Linked DNA regions of Homo sapiens: region 1 is linked to region 2. Evidence: read pairs that join two places in POLR2A ChIA-PET (ENCODE). Cell type or tissue: PC-9. All regions are shown on one strand. Each heading gives the region's core, and the rest is flanking DNA. Links, peaks and the distances in the headings are about the cores only.

What was found. Peaks named below come from ENCODE experiments on the same cell type or tissue, not always from the same donor. Only the 100,000 strongest peaks of a DNase experiment are listed, where the experiment ranks them.
Region 1: POLR2A ChIA-PET joins it to region 2 with 6 read pairs; 2 of 35 experiments call an interaction of 5 or more read pairs at or near these places.

Annotation. Positions count from the first base shown.
Region 1 is chr13:36,753,621-36,763,785 of GRCh38, reverse strand. It overlaps LOC102723490 (a long non-coding RNA gene), which reads left to right. Exons shown (of 7, transcript XR_001749825.2): 2 at 8,399-8,630. Among named protein-coding and RNA genes, the nearest start is that of RFXAP, 61 kb to the left of the region's middle. RefSeq lists enhancers at 1,059-1,563, 1,564-2,069. In PC-9, for the core only: no CTCF peak of the experiment used is centred there; a DNase peak (open chromatin) is centred at 1,655; H3K27ac peaks cover 743 bases.
Region 2 is chr13:36,866,727-36,876,891 of GRCh38, reverse strand. It overlaps SMAD9 (SMAD family member 9), which reads left to right. Exons shown (of 7, transcript NM_001127217.3): 3 at 3,977-4,234; 4 at 9,509-9,619. Among named protein-coding and RNA genes, the nearest start is that of SMAD9, 48 kb to the left of the region's middle. In PC-9, for the core only: no CTCF peak of the experiment used is centred there; DNase peaks (open chromatin) are centred at 5,751 and 6,611; H3K27ac peaks cover 1,034 bases.

The sequences.
Region 1 (10,165 bases), core at 999-8,998, 110 kb after region 2:
TGTATCACATGAAAAACCAAGAGCTGAAGAGCATAGTTAAGAGTTTTTCTTTAATATTCCATTGATATTAAGACCCTGCCTTCCTCATCCCCATCCTTCTGTTAGGTGAAAGGCTTCATTCATTCATCCATTTCTTCAACAAACATTTCTATAGTAGTAGCGTGAGGCATGTGAGGGACAGAAGTGAAGAGTCAGGAGAACTGAGCTATGGTGGAAGCACAGACATGCAGAACCTGGGTGGGACTTGGCAGAGTGACAGCAGCCAGGCCAGTGTGCAGGGAGGCGCCAACTTGAAGGTGCTGAGAGCTGATGGGTTCTGGAAGTTTAAATGGGAGGAATTCAGGGACAGGCTACAGATTCAGGCAGCAGCCAGATTATAAACCCAAATCAGGATTTCGTGTCATAACCCTGAAATATCCTAAAGTGTTTTACATTTTTCTTTAAGACTCTCAAGCTTTTTAATAACAAGTTTTGTTTTTCTAGTAGCATCTATTAACATTCTTTGTAATTCTCAAGGGATATAACTTGGAAATGATTGGACAGTGTAATAGTCTTTGCTGTAAAAAGAGAGTAAGATCACTCCTGTAATCCCAGCACTTTGGGAGGCTGACGCAGGCAGATCACTGGAGGTCAGGAGTTCGATACCAGCCTGGCCAACATGGTGAAACCCCATCTCTACTAAAACTACAAAAATTAGCCAGGTGTGGTGGTGCACACTGTAGTCCCAGCTACTCAGGCGGGAGACTAAGGCAGGAGAATTGCTTGAACTCAGGAGGTGGAGGTTGCAGTGAGTCAAGATCACACCACTGCACTCCAGCCTGGGTGATAGAGTAAGACTCCGTCTCCAAAAAACAGAGAGAGAGTTAAGAGCCATCTACCCCAGGTGGAGAAAACACCAATAAACATTATTGCATAGATTTTGAGAGAGGGGCACTGGATTTTCTATTGAGCGTGCAACAAGCCATTTCCCTGGAAGTAACTCTCATTTTCACTTTGTACCAAAAATAAATTCTAAGCCCTCCAACCAACTGAATGAACCCCTCCTATTGATATGGGAGTTAAAAAGAAATTACTTAGGCAGATAGTGACGCTATGGAAGTCCTCGGTAAGGTTTTCCTTTTAATGAAAAGCAGCCCAAAAACATTTTCCTTTTTAACTAAGAGCAGCCTGTAAAATCGAGCTGCAGACATAGATGCTGGCAGTTGTGCCAATCATGTTCAAAATGGCGGCTCCATCTTCCCTTTTCTTTGTCAGCCACGTGTATAATAAGGAGCAGACAAGGTGGCACTGGCTGGGGGAAGTCCATTTGCATAATAAGATTAGGGTGGAGTGGCCAGTCTTTCCCATGTGCTATGTAAATGTCACACCTGATTGAACCAATCTGTGGGCCCTATGTAAATCAGACACTGCCTCCTCAAGCCTGCCTATAAAATCTGGTGAACTCCTTGGCTGGTGGCCTTTTCCTCTGGGAACCCTGTCTCTCACTAGAGAGAGAGCTGTTTTCCTTCTCTTTCTTCTGCCTATTAAACCTCTGCTCCTAAATCCCTTGTGTGTGTGTCTGTGCCCTAAATTTTCTTGTCGTGAAGCTATGAACCCCTGGTATTTACCCCAGACAACAAAGCTGCTTCACTATGGCCAAGGAGATTCCAAAGAAACCTGAAAATCTAGTTCAAGACATGACAGGAAGAGGAGGTGGACTTGCCTCACTATGCCCTCCTCCCTTTGGAATTCAGGCACAACTGACCAGCATTAACATAAAAATAGAGATCTTGGCAGGGCACAGTGGCTCACACCTGTTATACCAGCACTTTGGGAGGCTAAGGCGGGTGGATCACTTGAGGTCAGGAGTTCGAGATCAGCCTGGCCATCATGGTGAAACCCCGTTTCTACTAAAAATACAAAAAATTAGCGGGGTGTGGTGGCGCGTGCCTGTAATCCTAGCTACTCAGGAGACTGAGGCGGGAGAATCACTTGAACCTAGAAGGCAGAGGTTGCAGTGAGCCGAGATAGTGCCACTGCACTCCAGCCTGGGCAACAGAGCGAGACTCTGTCTCAAAAAAAAAAAAAAAAAAAAAAAAGATCTTAAGACTGACAAACAGACTCTTTGTAGCAATAAGATACCAAATAGATACCAAATTCCAATCTGACTCTAGTAGAGCATCACAGGACAGATAGCAGGCTCTGAAAGAAATCAAAGTATTTTGTCCCAAATATAATCCTTTGTCATATTTTGAAATGGCCCTGCAAAGCTGTCTCTTGTGGGGAAAACTTACATTCTGTAGAGAATCCATTTTTCTCTATAGGTCTTTTTCTGATCCTGAAGAGATTAGCTGGCAGTCTAATACCTTTTAAGGGTCTGAATAGGAAACATTTGTCATCTATTGCCTCTAAGGGTGGCCACCTATCAGATTTCATCTACATAATAAGACCTTTGGTCTCCACAGCCCCTTATCTTAACCCAGACACTTCTTTCTATTGATTACAGGTCTTTAGACAATAACTTAACTTGTTCAACCAATTGCTAATTAGAAAAACTTTGAAACCACCTATGACCTGGAAGCCCCCACTGCGAGTTGTCTTGCCTTTCTGGACCAAACCAATCTATATCTTACATGTATTGACGGATGCCTTATGTCTCCCTAAAATACATAAAACCAAGCTGTAAGCCAACCACCTTGGGGGCACATATTTTCAGGACCTCCTGAGGCTGTGTCATGGGTCATGGTGCTCACATTTGGCTCAGAATAGATCTCTCTAAATATTTTACAGAGTTTGGCTTTTGTGTCAACAACTTACAGCCTTTCCACCTCCCCCAGCCCATAAAAATTACTATGAAGAATAAAAAAACCATGACATAAAAGGGCAATGCTCCTACATTCTTCCCTGATGCCTGAACCCTGCTTATTTTCATGACTGAACTAGGAAATCCTACAGCTCTGGGTTTGGGTAATCTGCTGATGACAATTACATCATTAGCTCTACTAAAGCTAAAGAGCGTATTGCTTTTCTACCATGTGTACTAACAACTGCTTTCTCATTAAATCATCTCTTTTTATAATTTATTGAAAAACAAATAAAATATTCCAATTTTCTTTAAGGTTTAAATATTATCTGTGTTTTACAATTGGTTTCCTTCCCCCCTCACATGCCTTTGAATAAAAATTGAAACTTTCGTTTAATTTTTTTCCAGTAAAGTAAAAATCATCTAGTCTTTTCAGTAAGATGTGGAATGTACTATATCTGTTAGTCAAGAAGTATGTAGTTGGGAAAAAGAAAAACACCTAATTCATATGGGATGTTATTTTCAGCTTGGTGTTTAAGCTGTGCATCTCCTTTAGGCTCAATCATATGATAGACATTGTCTGTAGAAAACAATTAGGTTTTTTTTGACATTTAGGATTTTATTTAGTTCTTTGGTATTGAAAGTTAGTACTGAGAAGGGTCCCAGAGAACATTAATTCAAAGGAAATGAAGCAAATTGTGAAACTTGTGTCCAATCCTCTCGTCACATTAGAATGATCTTGGACCCCTCTCCTCCTCTTCCTTCCTCTTCCAATATCTGCTCCCTCTTCCATTTAAGCTTTGCCCTCTTCTTTTCTTCCTGGTGGGCTTAAGAAGCTTGAGGTGTTCAACCTTGGCTTTCCTATTTCCTATTGCAGCTGTTGGAAGGTAGCTAGAGAAGAGCTCATCACAGCAGTATAAGGACAATCTCTGCTCTTGTACGCTCAGGTAATTTTGTTTGTTTGTTTTTGTTTTGAGATAACCTCGCTCTGTTGCCCAGGCTGGAATGCAGTGGTGTGATCTTGGCTCACTGCAACCTCTGCTTCCCAGTTTCAAGCGATTCTCATGCCTCAGCCTCCCAAGTAGGTGGGATTACAGGTGTGTACCACCAGGCCCAGCTAATTTTTTAATTTTTATTTTTAGTAGAGACAGGGTTTTGCCATGTTGGCCAGGCTGGTCTTGAACTCCTGACCTCAAGTGATCCACCCACCTTGGCCTCCCAAAGTACTGAGATTGCAGGCATGAGTCACGGCACCCAGCCAGCCCAGGTAATTTTAGTACAAATTCCAGAGGACAGAAATGAAGAGATTAGTATAAACTTAAACTCTGCTACTAACTAGCCATATGCCAAGCAAATCATTCCATTGAAAGCGAGTTTATCTCTGTCACTAAACAATTGTGTGGCCTGCTTTTGGTAATTCCCCTTTGAAATAAATTTAATGGCTGCCTAACTTCATTCATTTATTTATCCATTGAACAAGTACTTATAAAATAACTATTATGTCCCAGGCGTGGTTGAAAAGTTCTGGGGATGCAAAAATGAGTAAAAGCAATATAGTTCTGCCTCCAGGAAGTTACTTTCTAGAGAGGAGACTTTAAAATATTGGCAAACAAGGGTTTTCCCATTCATTCCCATTACATTTTATCTCCTCGCTGTGGTTTTAAATTTTGTATCTTAGCAAGCACAGCTGCTGACATTGACTTTTTAAAAGTAAATGAATTAATATTAATATAAGAATTTACTTTTGGAATACCTTCTTTTTTTTAAGGAAGAATTCCTATAACTTCTATATCTGGAGATTAGCATTCTTGCTTTACATATGAAATGGTATTTTATTTTGTTTAAACATTGTGATATCACAGATATCTGTGTGTTTAAACAGTGGAACATCACAGAGTCTGAGAACAGTCTTTTGGTGTTTCTTTTTCTTTGTAGATTTGTCATCACACATATTAAATATTATCCATCTTCTAGGTAATGCTTAATAAAAGGAGATGATTGTCTTTGACATTTGCCCTGGCATAGAATAATATTTTAAGCTGAAATCATGACAAGGTTTTACAGTTCATTATATTTTACAAGAACTATCCCATATTGTATGTATCACTGTCTATAACATTTAATTCCAAAGATTTCAATTCAAATAAGATCCTAAACATAGAGACTTGGGGAAGAAAACCAAACAGGCAAAAAAGAGTTTGATTATTGTAATGCATCATAATTAGGCTTTGGATTGTGGCTCAGCAAATCCAAAGACACTTCCTTGAGCCTGACCATCACTCCTGAGTGGTGTGACACACAGGGACAGACCCTCCTTCTCTTCTACCCCCAAATGTCAAGGGAGGGTCATATGAATGTAGCTCCTTTTGCGTTCTTTGGAAAGGTGGCATGGGTTTTCCTGCTGCCTTCTCTGAAGTGGGCTTATCAGTTGGCAGCAGTCCCATCTTGCATTTGCAAATTTGGCAGCTGCTGTGAAGTCATACAATGTCATGATTGTTTAGTGACAGAACTTGAACCCCCTCTCACCAGAATGACTTGCTTGGCACATGGCTAATTAGTAGCAGAGTTTAAACTTAGACTAATCTCTTTATTTCTGTCCTTGGAATTTGTACTAAAATTACTTGAGCTTATAAGAGCAGAGTATAGACTGTCCATTATATTGCTGTCTTTTCTACAGAGAAGACAGAATTAGGACAGAATTAGGAAAGCTTGAGAAGAACAGGATAGATGTTAAGAAAAATCTCCAGGTTCTAGCAGAATATCTGGTTGGTGTCCATCTTCCCTGATATCCATCAGTTGTTTGTACAAAGTCATCAAAAGGACCAGCATTTGATATATTTTTACAGATGGGTCCAGACTCACTGAAATTCCATATGTGGAAGATTTAAAAACTGGTTTGAAACATTTATTTTCAACTTTTAAGAAGCAATCATATAGGAGAGTTGTTACAGGTGGCATACATTATTTTCAGTTGTATGATCATACAATGATGGAAATAATTCCACACATCCATTTTTCAAAATATTCTCCCCATAGTTTGATTCTTCCAACAAGCAGTTATTTTCTCATTCATTATTAAAATGGTGGCTTTACCCTGAAGGAAGTGATTAAGGGTGTTTCTATATTTGAAAACATCTTCCAAACACTTGTCATCACAGACAAAGACAGCACATTTGGAGCATGATGTATTGTATAATAAATATATATAATGCCTTTATACTAAGCAAATATTCAGCATACATTGCCACAAATAGCCAAAAAGACCTGTGTCATTCAAAAGATTATTCTCTATTCTGTTGCAAAGTATTGTAAAAGAGTCTACTATATTTTTTTGGCTGGGTGTGGTGGCTCCCACCTGTAATCCCAGCACTTTGGGAGGCTGAGATGGGCAAATCCCTTGAGGTCAGGTGGTCGAGACCAGCCTGGTCAACATGGTGAAACCCCATTTCTACTAAAAATCCAAAAATTAGCTGAGTGTGGTAGTGTGTGCCTGTAATCCCAGCTACTCAGGAGGCTGAGGCAGAACAATCACTTGAACCCGGGAGGAGGAGGTCACAGTGAGCAGAGATACTGCCACTGCACTCCAGCCTGGGCAACAGAGCCAGAGTCCATCTAAATAAATAAATAAATAAAAAAAGAGCCTACCATATATTTTAAACTGATGTATAGTAGAGTACATAGTTTTGGGGTACTTGTGATTATTTAATGCATTCATGTAATTTGTAAAGATCACATCAGTCTCATTGCTTCTCAAAGAGGGGAGGTACAAGTCAGTCAGTCAGTCACAGAGTCTCCTCAAGATAGTTACTAGTTGTGATTTCCTAAAATACTTAAGGCAAGATAGTGAAATAAGCTACAATTTCTGCATTGGGACTGGTCCTGAGACTCTAATTGGCATTTATACCTTCTCTCCTCTATTACCCATTCTGTATTTCCTGCATTAGACAACTCTCAGGTGGTCTAATTTGCTTTCCTGGTGCAGTGATTCAGAACTTCAAGTGGTCTGATGCTTTATTTGTCCTGTATATTTTAGGCTGTGATTGCTGCATTTTTCCATTCACCATTATCAGGGGGCATGGAAGTACTGAGAGAGACCCGGTGATTCCCCTAGGTGGTTTCAGTCGTCATCCTCTGTGACTCCATTCTGTGGTGGTAACACCAACTCCTTAATTATTTCAATAAAACAGCAAATCATTTCCTTGCCAGTTGAACTACTATCATGAAAGCCCAAAGTGAACAGGTGGTAGTCACAAGTTCAAGTTCAATGCAACTCTTAGATACACTGGCAGACGTGTTCTTTCCCTGAGAACCAGGACCTCTAATTGGGCAGGATCTTAGATTGTAGGGAGGAGAAACACAATTGCTGTAAATGGGCCCTTGTGTTTGATGGTGAGGTGGGGTCACTTCTACTTCCCTCGCTTCCTGGACCTAATATTCTTAGTATTGGAGGTAAAGTACTATATTATCAGCTGTTGATTTAGTCCATATGTCACTCCTCAAAGACAACAAAGGTGTCAGACGCTGCAAGACGTCAGACCCACAGCTGAGCCTTCAACAGGCTGTTCATCATTTTATGGGCTGACTGTTTCCAGATGATGGCATACATGGTATTATTAGGGAGTTTCCTGGTCTGAAGTCCATTTTTGCAGCACCTTTGCTGTAGAAAATTGCACCGCTGAAGGGAACACTGTGTGGAAAACATGTTGAATGATAAAGCATTCTATAAGTGCTTTGGCGGGGGTGCTAATAGAGACACTGCAGCTAGGAAAGGCAATCCAACATTCAGAGTATGTATCAATTTCAGAATGAATTAATGCTCACTGTCCGCTCCAGTGTGTAAGTGGCCTGATATAATTGACTTGCCACTAGGTAGGTAGTTGGCAGATACCTCAAAGAATGGTGTGGGGTTGAGGGCACAGCTTCAGTCCCTTCAGTTGGCACACTGGCCACTGCTAAGTGGCCATAATGCCAAGAAGCCCTGGTTATTAGGCCCAGGCTGGTCTTCATTCCTTCCATCTTGGCCACTCTGTTCATGGACCCATTGCACAAGCAATGGGCTAGATGAGGAGACCATTCAGGGTCATCTCACCAGAACATCTTTCAGGGTCTCTTACAACTGAGGATATAATACAACAACTGTCAATTTTTAGCACACCAGCATAGTACTCTGTACCTGTGAGCCAGGCTTGCCTTTTCTTCCTCTGTGAGTTGGTCAGCAGAAACCCATGGGTTGAAGGTGAGGCGCTGGTGCAGTAGAAGTAGTTCGTATGCAGTCTGATCAGCAGTTAATGGTAATTTACTCATAATTTTGGACCTGGTCCAGCCCCCTTTTATGTGTGCCAGTTCTGTCATCTGGTGGGTTGCCGCCATGTCTGGCTAACAGTCTGACTTGATGATCTGAAAATATGCAACACCGTAGAGACCATGCTTCCTTCTGCCTGCTCTCAGTGACTGAACAGAGCAGAGATACTAAAGCAGGTCTGTTCCTAAGAGACAGGAGACTTTAGCTTGGGAACTTTCCAATGACCCTGCCAAACTTCCCTTAGAATTGCACCGCAGCCTAAGATGCTTGCACTCACCCTCCCTTCTTTCTTTTTCTCTTTCTCTTTCAATCAGGGGCAGATCTGCATCACGGGCTTGCATGTCCAATTTCACCTTGGCACTTGCTTCTCCGAGGGTCTGGACATGGGGCTTCGTTTGAGTCTGGAAGCAGTGGAGAGGGGCCAGAAGCTCCAGGCCTTGGCTTGGAGATCTCTACAGGTGTGCATGGAGATGTTTGAAGTGCTAATGGCTGAGACAGAGCAAGTGGCAGAGGCCTAGGAGACGGAGGCTGAAAGAGTCTGAGGAGGTACATATGAAATGCCCAATATGGAGAGGTTTCAATGACAGATTGACACTTGCAACTTCAGTCAGATCACTCTGGCTGAAGTAAGATAAATGAACTGGCAGAGAGCAAATATGACAGGGAGCCTAGTTAGGAAATAAATATCAGGCAAGAGACAATAAGCATATGAACTGCAGCAGTGACAATGAAAATAGAGAGAAAGGGACACGTATGGTAGGGGTAGGGTAGTCCTGTAAATTTACAGGACTTAGTGATATCAAGGTCAGTCACTGGGGAGAAGGAGACAAAGCTGATTCGTTGATTACTGTTTGGAAAAACTGAGAGGATAAAGGACACAGAAGGAAAAACTTTTCTACTTTGAAGTAAAACCTTTTTGGTCACATTGAGTTTGAGGTATCATTGGAACTTCCATGTGAGGTGTAGGAGGTGCCGTTCTAAAGCTGAGGAGAAAGTTTAAAGAGCTGATATAGATTTTGAATTCTCAGCCATAAGGGGAAGCTGTGATCAAGGATAAAATCGCCCAGGCAAGGCATGCAGCGCAGCTGCCTCATGCTGGAAGCCTGGGGCTCACCAATGTTTAAGGGGAGAACAGACCAAGAGGTGACAGAGGAAGAGACTGATTCTGAGTTGCAGCGGGAGAAATGGAGTGTAGAGACCAAGGGAATAAAGAACTTCAAGAAGAGAGGGAGTTATCAATGGCGTCAGGTGCACCAAAGAGGTCAAACTAGGTAAAAGCTTAAGTAAAGCCCCTATGTAGCTGTTAGTGATCTTAGCATGAGGAATATCAGAGCTGAATTGGAGCAGAAGCCAGATTATAATAGGTTGGAGAATGAAAACAAAGTATAAAAGTGAAGACAGCCGTGGGAAGGCACTACTTTTTCAGTGAGTTGAACGTGAAGGAAGAGGGTGAGAAACTGAGAAACTTGCCGCCAAATGGATAGGCAGAATTTGAAAAGGGTTTTCTTTGTTTTCTGTTAATTACTTTTTTAAGATGGCAGAGACATGTACATGTTATAGGCTAATAGAAAAGAGCGAGCAAAAAGGGAGAGGTTGAAGTTACAGGAGAGAGAAGAGAGTGATGCGAAGGTAAGGCTTGGGTCAAGATAGTTTCTGTCTTTTTTTTGAGGGTTTTTAGATGGAGAGAAAGAGAGAGAGAGAGGGAGAGAGGAAAAAAAAAAGAATCTCTTCTAAATTGCCTTCTTGATGTAAATAAACCAGTGCATGATTGTCAGATACCAGTCTTCAGCTCCCAGATGATCTTGTGCCTCTATGCAAATCATGGCAATGGCTGACTCCATGGAGCATCTGTAACCTCTGCTAAGCATCAGTGAACTAATCAGGTTGAATCTGCATAACTCATCCATAAAAAATCTCTGCAGGGTGAGGAACATCACACACCAGGGCCTGTCATGGGTCGGGGGTTGCAGGGAGGGATAGCACTGGGAGAAACACCTAATGTAAATGACGGGTTGATGGGTGCAGCGGGCCAGCATGGTACATGTACACCTATGTAATAAGCCCACACGTTGTGCACATGT
Region 2 (10,165 bases), core at 779-8,778:
AAGTAGATTTTATATCTAGTTAGCTATCCATATTTAAAGTAAATATTTTAGGAATAATAAAAATGTTAATGTTAAACAAGTTTGCTGAGTTCCTATTTATCATAAAGCTTAAGTTTTGCCTTTGAAATCTCATTTTTTAGCCATCCATTTTAGATACATTGAAGGCTGCATTCCCATTTTCTTTTCATTCACACATCCACTTCAATAATTGACTTCAGTGCTTTCCAAGTTATGTGTGGTGAGGGATCAGTTTTTATTTTTTTAATTTCCAGTCCTTCAAACGAACACTTTTATAGTACAGACAAATTACTAGGCAAATGAAATTTTAAAAAGACTTAGAAAATATAAGCCCAATTTTAAAAATTATTTAAACAAGTGTAAACTAGAAACTCTGTCAAATTGCTGTGAAAAGTTTCTAAGTACTAATTTCTTCACAGACTCGTACCCAACAGTTGGTGAAGGGTCCCCAGTCCTCAGACACACTTTACCTGGCACAGTTCTGGTGGAAGCCATGCAAGACTGTTGTTGTGGTACATGATGATTTTACTCCATTTGGCTGGAGGTTATTTCAGGAGTGTAATTTCTTTTTTATATAAAATATTCATATTATATCAAAACCACATGACTTTTTTTAAAAAGACAGAAGTGTTTTTTTTCCAGCTCTGCTTTGCATGCCCATGTGCCCTGTAACTCCTTCCGCTGTCTCCCCCCGTGTGACACTGAGATGTAAAGATAGCATGGTGTTTAAAAGTGGCATAAGATAGGCATGAGTGTCTGTAAGCGCACTGTCATATTTACAAGCAGCAGTTGAGATGTGGAAGTGGAATTAAGTAATTAGGGATAGCTGTGTTGTGAGTGAAAGTATTTAAAAATATGATCAGTGCACATTTAAGGCAACGGAGCCAGTCAGGTCAAATAACAACTAGGATGAAACTATCAGTTTTCTTTGCAAACATCCACTGGCTTTGATTTTACCCAGATGGTAAAAATATATTATCAAGATAGTTGTTATGATAAAGGGAAATGTATCCTTTCTTTTCTCTTGGTGCCTCAGATCTACAGGCCATGAAGAAATAGAAGTCTCTACATTCAGATGGATAGGAGGCATTATATTTTTATCAGTGTTAGGAATATACCGTAGATATTTTACATTAAAACTGAAGTCACAGAGATGATTCAAATTCTTCTTCATAAAGAAGTGAGTGTTTACTTGAACATCGTTAACATTTTGATGAAGGGTCATTGACAAAGAAGCCATACACATTCGCTGTGTCAACTCCTCACTTCAGACTATTCATGAGGCACATAATCTTTTTTTTTCCTGCATAGTTGTGGAATATGAATACATTAAGGGGAATTTAATGGTTTATGATCCATGTCACTGTTTGATGGTGATGTTGAATGTTTGTTCTCTGGTGTCATAAGGCAGCATACGTATACAATAGCTTAGAAAAGGGGAAGAAATTATTTGTTTCTCTGCCACCCTCACCTGTAGCAGTTTTAGTTTAAAACCTTTTATTTACCCTTCTTAGTTTATTTTCTGTCCATATAACTGAAAATTATTGTTTGTTAAGAAAGAGATAGATGTATGGTGTCAAAGGCAGATGGCAGACTTCGGGGTTAATGTCATTGTTATTGTAATTGTCTGTTTATTCCAAAACATTTACCTTTTTTTAAGACTTTATTTTTTAGAGCAGTTTTAGAACATTTACTTTTTATGAGTTTTTATTAATACTTGCCTGTGGTTGACAAATCAGTGGTGTGATTAGAACCAAGATCTGTCCTATTTATACCCGGAGACAAACTCTTCTAAATAATTCTTGCTTAGTTCTTTCATATTTCTCTCTATTATTACTAAGAATTATGACAGTAACTCTAGATAATATATAATATGCTTACATATCTATTTCCAAATTTATCACCTTTTAGATAATGTCATTGACTCTCTACCATAAAAGATGAGGATTTCACTCACATACATACATACATACATATACATATATATATATGTATTTTTTTTTTTTTTTTTTTTTTTTTGGGACGGAGTCTTGCTCTGCCCAGGCTGGAGTGCAGTGGTGCGATCTTGGCTCACTGCAAGCTCCGCCTCCTGGGTTCACGCCATTCTCCTACCTCAGCCCCCCCAAGTAGCTGGGACTACAGGCACCCGCAACCACGCCCGGCTAATTTTTTGTATTTTTAGTAGAGACGGGGTTTCACTGTGTTAGCCAGGATGGTCTCGATCTCCTGACCTCGTGATCCACCTGCCTTGGCCTTCCAAAGTGCTGGGATTACAGGTGTGAGCCACCATGCCCAGCCTCACTCACTTATGTTTTCATCTTCTTCCTTCCTCCTCTTCTCATCCTTGATATCTATATTTTAGTTCATAGTTTGTATTTGTTTTTGGTTATTCCAGTGGTTTCCATTGTGGAATTCGGGGGTAAGAATTATTTGTCCTCAGAAGGGCATTGGTCTGTTGACTTCTAGTAGCCAGGGTTAGAGTGGGAAGTTGAGGTCGGTTGATTCTCATTTCTTTGTAGGTGACTTTGCGGTGATCCTCTAGGAGCTTTTGGAATATTCCAGTTATCCCGCAGTGTTTGAAATTCAAGATGGAAAGACTAGGTCTGGATCTTTTCTTCATTAATTGAGCTCTGCACACTCTGTGGCTCTTTTCAACATGAAGACGTAGGTCCTTTGTAGCTCTTTGAGGTTTTCCTTTGTTATTTCTTAGACCACTTCCCCCTTGTATTTTCTTTGCTTCCCTGTCTGGAACTTATGTTGGTCACAGATGGCTCTTCAACAACAGTTTTGGAGTAGCTACTTTATGCCAGGCATTGTAACCTTCTAGGAGTCGGTAGGACGTGAGGGCCTGGGCAAAGCTTGCCCTTAAGAATTTGAATTTATTCTGAAATTTTGTGTATAATCAGAATCAAGAACAGTAACATTCTTTTTAAAAAATGAAACCCAGAAAAGCATAGTAAATGAACAAACATCATTTATGTTTTGTTATTGCTGCTTATTTTATTTTTTTGAGACAGAGTTTCACTCTTGTCACCCAGGCTGGAGTGCAATGGTATGATCTCGGCTCACTGCAACTTCCACCTCCCAGATTCAAGCGATTCTCCTGCCTCAGCCTCCTGAATAGCTGGGATTACAGGTGCCCGCCACCACACCCGGCTAATTGTTGTATTTTTAATAGAGACGGGGTTTCACCACGTTGGCTAGGCTGGTCTCAAACTCCTGATCTCAGGTGATCTGGCTGCCTCGGCCTCTCAAAGTGCTGGTATTACAGGCGTGAGCCACTGTGCCCTGCTGCTGCTCATCTTTTACTTAGTCACTTTTATTATTATTCACCGTTTGTGTTTTACTTAATAACTTTTAATTACTCACCTTGAAATCTTTCCATTAAGGACACATAGAATGTTTTTATTTCAGTGGCACTACTGAACCTGAAATTGAGTCTGGTCATCTAAATAATTCAACATGATCTCTGAAGGAAAAATATTCTGGGGATCACTTAGGGTTTCATTGCAAGCAAGAGAAACTGATTTTGCCTTGGGGGAAAAAAAGACTTATTTGGCAGAATTAAAGAAAGACGTAACAATCAGGTTGCCAGAAGGCCAGGTATTAGGACAGCTCTGGTCATTTCCAAGGTAGGAATAAAGAGCAGGTCTCTTTAGAGTGCTGACACTAGAAAGATCCTTCTCCAAATGCTTTTGTGAATTATGACATTCTGCTTAAGATTCCGGTTACAAGGAGAAGACTGTTACCTTAGCTTACTCACATGCTTGCTTCTTAGGTGGAGATGGGGACTTAATCGACAGTTTTATGATGAGCACAAAGACTAATGGGAGTAGTTCCCAAGGGGAAAAACAGCTCTATCATAAACAAAAAATAGATAAGAACAGCAAGTATCCACTCTGTTGTGTACTGATGAGCAATGTTCAATTCTAACTGCCTTGTTCCTTTCTGATCCTAGTACTGCCTCCTGTGCTCGTGCCAAGACACAGTGAATATAACCCCCAGCTCAGCCTCCTGGCCAAGTTCCGCAGCGCCTCCCTGCACAGTGAGCCACTCATGCCACACAACGCCACCTATCCTGACTCTTTCCAGCAGCCTCCGTGCTCTGCACTCCCTCCCTCACCCAGCCACGCGTTCTCCCAGTCCCCGTGCACGGCCAGCTACCCTCACTCCCCAGGAAGTCCTTCTGAGCCAGAGAGTCCCTATCAACACTCAGGTCAGTAAGAACTATGGTCTGTGGGGAAATACGGGAAAATAAGCCCAACATCATGATTTATGATGAACAGTCACAATGACAGTCATTGTAACTGTCATTCATATAGTATAAACAGTTTACAAAGCAATCAGCCTTAAAATGATTAGGACTATACCTATTTTGAAGCAGTTACCCTGGAGATAGAACATGTTTTTCCTCTAGTTTTAGTTCTAATGCTCTGGAAGCTCTCAGAAACTAAATGGATTTGAATAGTATCCCTGGGAATTTCCAAGGATTTTTTTTTTTAAGGCAGTAGAAATAAGATGAAAAGACTTCTGTAATCCAAGCAGAAGACTTGGCCTGAGGACAAGCAACATGGAAGATCAATGCTAGGCCTTTACCTTGGTTGCCTCTTTCAACAATCAAAGGAAGCCCTTGCCTAAAACATATGCCTGCATCCTTTGAGTGAGGCAGAAAGTGAAGCCCCAGCTCCAGCCAGTGCATTATCCCTTTCTGCCATGTGAAGCCAGGACAGCATCTTAAATATAGAGCTCTTCAGTTTGCTGAATTGAGAAAGCATATGGAAGGGAAAGGGAGCCTCTAGCATGCTGTCATAATTGCTCTTGCTACCATACCTGTAAAGTGGATCTAAGTTGAGATAATGAATAAAAGATACATATGCACTTTGTGAGTGTGAGATAAATACTGTGCGGAGCTGACAAGTTCCTAAAGGCATGCATAAATACATTTGGTGCCAGATGTTACAATCTGCCTCATTCATTTATTCCTATAATCATTTATTTAATGGATATTTATTAAACTCTTACTATATGCAAGCATTGCCTTAGGATTGCTGAAAGGGGAATTAAAAGGTTAATAAAAATTGTCCCTACGATGTGGGAAGATAAAGAGGGAATTGCCTCTTCACCTCTCAGTTACTTAGTTCCTTTTGCTCCTCAGCAAGTTACATAAGCATCTATTATATTTGTTGCACTATATTATATAATTCCTGTGTGTCTATTTTCCCCATTGAACAGCGAGCCTTCTTTTTTCTATGTCTAGCACAGAGCCTGAAATGCAGTGGTTGCTCATCAGTTGCTTATTGAATAAATAAATTACTACACAGGCGTTTATTTATTTTTATTTTTTATTTTTTATTTTGAGACGGAGTCTTGCTCTGTCACCCAGGTTGGAGTGCAGTGGCATGATCCTGGCTTACTGCAGTCTCTGCCTCCCAGGTTCAAGCAATTCTCCCACCTCAGTCTCCCAAATAGCTGGGATTGCAGGGGTGTACCACCATGCCCAGCTAGTTTTTGCATTTTTAGTAGAGACGGGGTTTCACCATGTTGGCCAGGCTGGTCTCGAACTCCTGACCTCAGGTGATCTGCCCACCTCGGCCTCCCAAAGTGCTGAGATTACAGGCAGGAGCCACTGCACCCAGCCCACACAGGCATTAGAACATGGACATGGAGCTCCAGACCATAGGCACAGGTTTTATTGACTCAGTAAGTGATGACTGAGCACCTGCTAAGTGTCTGGCACTGGGCCAGTGCTAGAGGTGCAGTGATGATTAAGACGGTGTAGTTGTCCCCCCTTATCTGAGGTTTCAGCTACCAGAGGTCAGTTGCAGCCTGAAAATACTGGATGGAAAATTCCAGAAATAAACAGTTCATAAATTTTAAATTGTATGTGGGGATGAAACTTCGTGCCATCCTATCCAGGTTCTGAATCATTCCATTGCCCAGCGCATCCACGTTGTAGATGCTATCCACCTGTGAGTCAATTAGTAGCTGTCTCTGTGATCAGATCTACTGTTGAGGTCACTCTGATTTAATAGTGACCACAGAGTGCAAGAGTAGTGATGCTGGCATATTGTTCTAGTTGTTTTACTTTATTATTAGTTACTGTTCCTAATCTCTTACTGTGTTTAATTTATAAATTAAACTTTATCACAGGTATGTATAGGAAAAAAAACATAGTATATGTGGTATTCTGTACTAGCCACAACTTCAGGTAGCCACTGGGGGTCTCGGACTGTATCTCTGGTGGAGAAGGGGGGACTACTGTGGTCTCTGACCTTCAGGAGTCAGTAGCTATTGAGAGCCATCACATACAGGTAGCCTGTAGCAGTCCAGGCAAGTGATTATAAGGAGTTGAACTAAAACAGGGATATGGGGTTGGAAAGAGGGCAGTGAATTGGGGGAGGGAGGTCCAACAGGACTTACTGTAGGGTGAAGGCAGAGATGCTGGAGGGTAGCTTGAGAGTCATTAACTCAGTGTAGGAGCAGATGGTTGAAGTTTTGCAAGTGGCTGAGTTCACTGAGAAAGAAGAAATACAACAGAAAGAGAAGTCATTTGAGGACAGAACCTTGGTTAAGGAACAGGAGGATAATAGTGTTGCAAAATATATATTTACCTAACACACCTCTATGCTACAAAGACTTCCTGTGCTGACTTTGAATTCCTGCCCTGGTTACTCTGACAGGTTGATGTTCTTTTTACTCTTCCCACCCAAGCAGGACAGACACCAACAGTGATGCAGAAGCTGGTTAGTTTCTCACAGAAGGCATAGCCCTTTTCACTTCAAAGAAAATAATTCTTGTCTGAATGATTAACAGCAAAATGCCAACCTGAGTAACAGACCTGTAGATAAACAAGAGTAAAAGGAACCTTTGCGATTTACTGGTTCAGCCTCTAAATTTTTTAAAAAGCTCTATTGAGGTATAATTCACATACCATACAACCACCCATTTCAAATGTACAATTCAGTGGTTTCTCATATGTTAATTTTTTTCAAGTAGTGGTGAAATATATCTAACACAAAATTTGTTTAACCATTTTTTTTTTTTGAGATGGAGTTTTGCTCTTGTTGCCCAGGCTGGAGTGCAATGGCACAATCTCGGCTCACTGCAACCTCCACCTCCCAGGTACAAGCCATTCTCCTGCCTCAGCCTTCCAAGTACCTCGGATTACAGACATGTGCCACCACACCCGGCTAATTTTTTTGTATTTAGTAGAGACGGGGTTTCACCATGTTAGGCTGGTCATGAACTCCTGACCTCAGGTGATCCACCCGCCTCGGCCTCCGAAAGTGCTGGGATTATAGGCATGCTCCACTGCACCCAGCCCATTTTAACCATTTTTAAGAGTACAGTCTAGCCGGGTGCAGTGGCTCCCGCCTGTAATCCCAGCACTTTGGGAGGCTTAGGCAGGCGGATCACTTGAGGTCAGCAGTTTGAGACCAGCCTGGCCAACATGGTGAAACCCTGTCTCTACTAAAAATACAAAAGTTAGCTGGGCGTGGTGGTGCATGTCTGTAATTCAGCTACTCCGGAGACTGAGGCACGAGAATCGCTTGAATCCAGGAGTCGGAGGCTGCAGTGAGCTGAGATTGTGCCACTGCACTCTAGCCTGGTGAGGACTATTAAAAAAAAAAAAAAGTACAATCTGATGGCATTAGGTGCATTCATAATGTTGTGCAACCATCACCATATCTATTTTCAAAAATTTTTTCATCACCCCAAACGGAAACTCCGTACTGATTTAACAATAGCTCCGTATTTCCCTACTTTGCCAGCCCCTGGTAAGCTCTATCTACTTTCTGTCTCTCTGAATTTGCCTATTGCAAGTACCTCATATACTAGATTCATGCAATATTTGCCCCTTTGTGTATGTTTTATTTCACTTAGCCAAGTATTTTCACAGTTTGTGTTGTGGCATATATCGGTAGTTCATCTTTGTGACTGAACGATATCTCATTGTATGGCTATACCACATTTTAAAAAATCAATTCATTAGCTGTTGGATATTTGGATTGTTCCCACCTTTTGGCTCTAGTAAATAACACCCTGCTTTCAATTCCTTTGGGTATATACCTAGGAGTGGAAGTGCTACATTATATGGTAATTCTATTTTCAGTCCCCCTTTTTTTAATTTTAATTTTTTAGAGACAGGGCCTTGTTTTGTTACCCAGGCTGGAGTATGGGGGCACAGTCATAGCTCACTGTAACTTCAAACTCCTGGGTTCAAGTGATCCTCCTCAGCCTCTGAGTAGCTAGGATTACAGGTGTACACCACCATGCCCAGCTAATTTTTAATTTTTGGTAGGATGGGGTCTCATCATGTTGCCCAGGCTGGCCTCAAACCCCTGGACTCAGGTGATCCTCCCACTTCAGCCTTCCAAAATGCTAAGATTACAGGTGTGAGCCACTGTGCTCAGCCTGTTCTGCTTCTTGAGTAAATAGACATATTTAGTCAAAGACCTACAAAAAGGTCATCTTGCCTTATAACTTTTTCACCAAAGTCATAGGAGTCATAGTCCATTTTCTCACAAGGAAATACCTTACCCATGGTTTCCTAGTATGGTCCACGAACCCTGCATTAGAATTGCCATTGGGGCATGTTAAAATGTACATGGCTACATTCAACCACTGACCTATTGAATCGGAATTGCTAAGGATGGGGCCAGGAATCTGCATTTTTAGCAAGCTCCACTGGCAATTTTTGTGTACACTTAAGTGTGAGAACTACTTGTGTGGACAATTCGATACAACAAAGGCAGATTGATCCAACCTTTTACGCTGTTGTATTCCACCACGCATGTTAACAAGACCATTCTGAACTAACATTAGACATGCATACTGAAGGAATTGGTTGTTTTGTGCTGAGGTCCTCCATAAAGAGTTTTTCCTGTGCCTCATGAGTTTTTACTGTGTTATGAATTATTATCCACGGAATGCATCCCATTTGCCTAACCATGATCACTGTCCAGTCACAGGACTGTCATTTGGGTAGAAGGGCCCTTCTCAGCGTGCCTTGGGTACAAGGTTATAATTACGTTTCAGGTATCTTGAAGTATCTCAGGGATAGAGCGTCCCCGTGGCCATTGTACAATTTGTGACAACATAGAAGCTGAAAATTAAGCTCACTTCAAAGAAGGTTTAGCTTTCTCTGTGTTTTGCAAGCCAGATCACAGACTATTCTGCTATGAGAAAAGCTAGGAGAACAGGTTCTGCATTTGAAAGTCTTGCCCTGAAGTCATTAGAACTCAATGATAACTCAAAAGTCGGAGGGAAAATGAATTGACCCTTTACTGAGGCTCTCAGAACAACCAGTTTCTTCTGTAGGGTACTCACAGTGTCACTTCAGAAGAGCCTTGTTACATTAATATGGTCTCTCTGTAGGAGTAGCACTGTCCACCAAGCTCAGGAGTTTAATGGCAAAAGATGTCGGATCCAACTGTCTTTGTGTGGTTTATCGATTTGACAATTCCTTTGTTCTACTGCTTTCTTTTAGTTGACACACCACCCCTGCCTTATCATGCCACAGAAGCCTCTGAGACCCAGAGTGGCCAACCTGTAGATGCCACAGCTGATAGACATGTAGTGCTATCGATACCAAATGGAGGTAAATTGCAGATGAACAGTGAAATGTAGCTATTTTCCAAAAGTATTTCCTATTACCCCCAAACAAAGCAACTCAAAAAAGAAAACCAGAAATGTACTGGCCTGCTGTTTTGCATGTGTTTTAAGAGGCAAATGGGATGGCTTTGCATTTTAACTTTGACATTCCTCAGTACAATAGAATTAATGTTTTGTTTATCATCATTACTAGAACAAGTTAACTTTTTATTTTAACTCAGCATTTAGAAGTTTGTAGTTCTTGATGTTAAGTATGGAGTTGGGAACTCAAGAAGTTAGGGATTTTATTCTATTTGTGTTTTTACTATATGTTTATAGTGGTGTCTTTCAGTTGGCCAGAGAGGTACTCTTAGAAATATACATAAATGAGGTTTTTACAAAATTTTATTTGCATCTTATAATAGTCTAGATAAGTGTTGCTCGACCTTAATGTTCATATAAACCACGTTGTGATCTTGCATAAATGAAGATTTTTATTCTGTAGATCTTACGGTGGGGTCCAAGAATCTACATTGTTAAGCTTCCTTGTAAT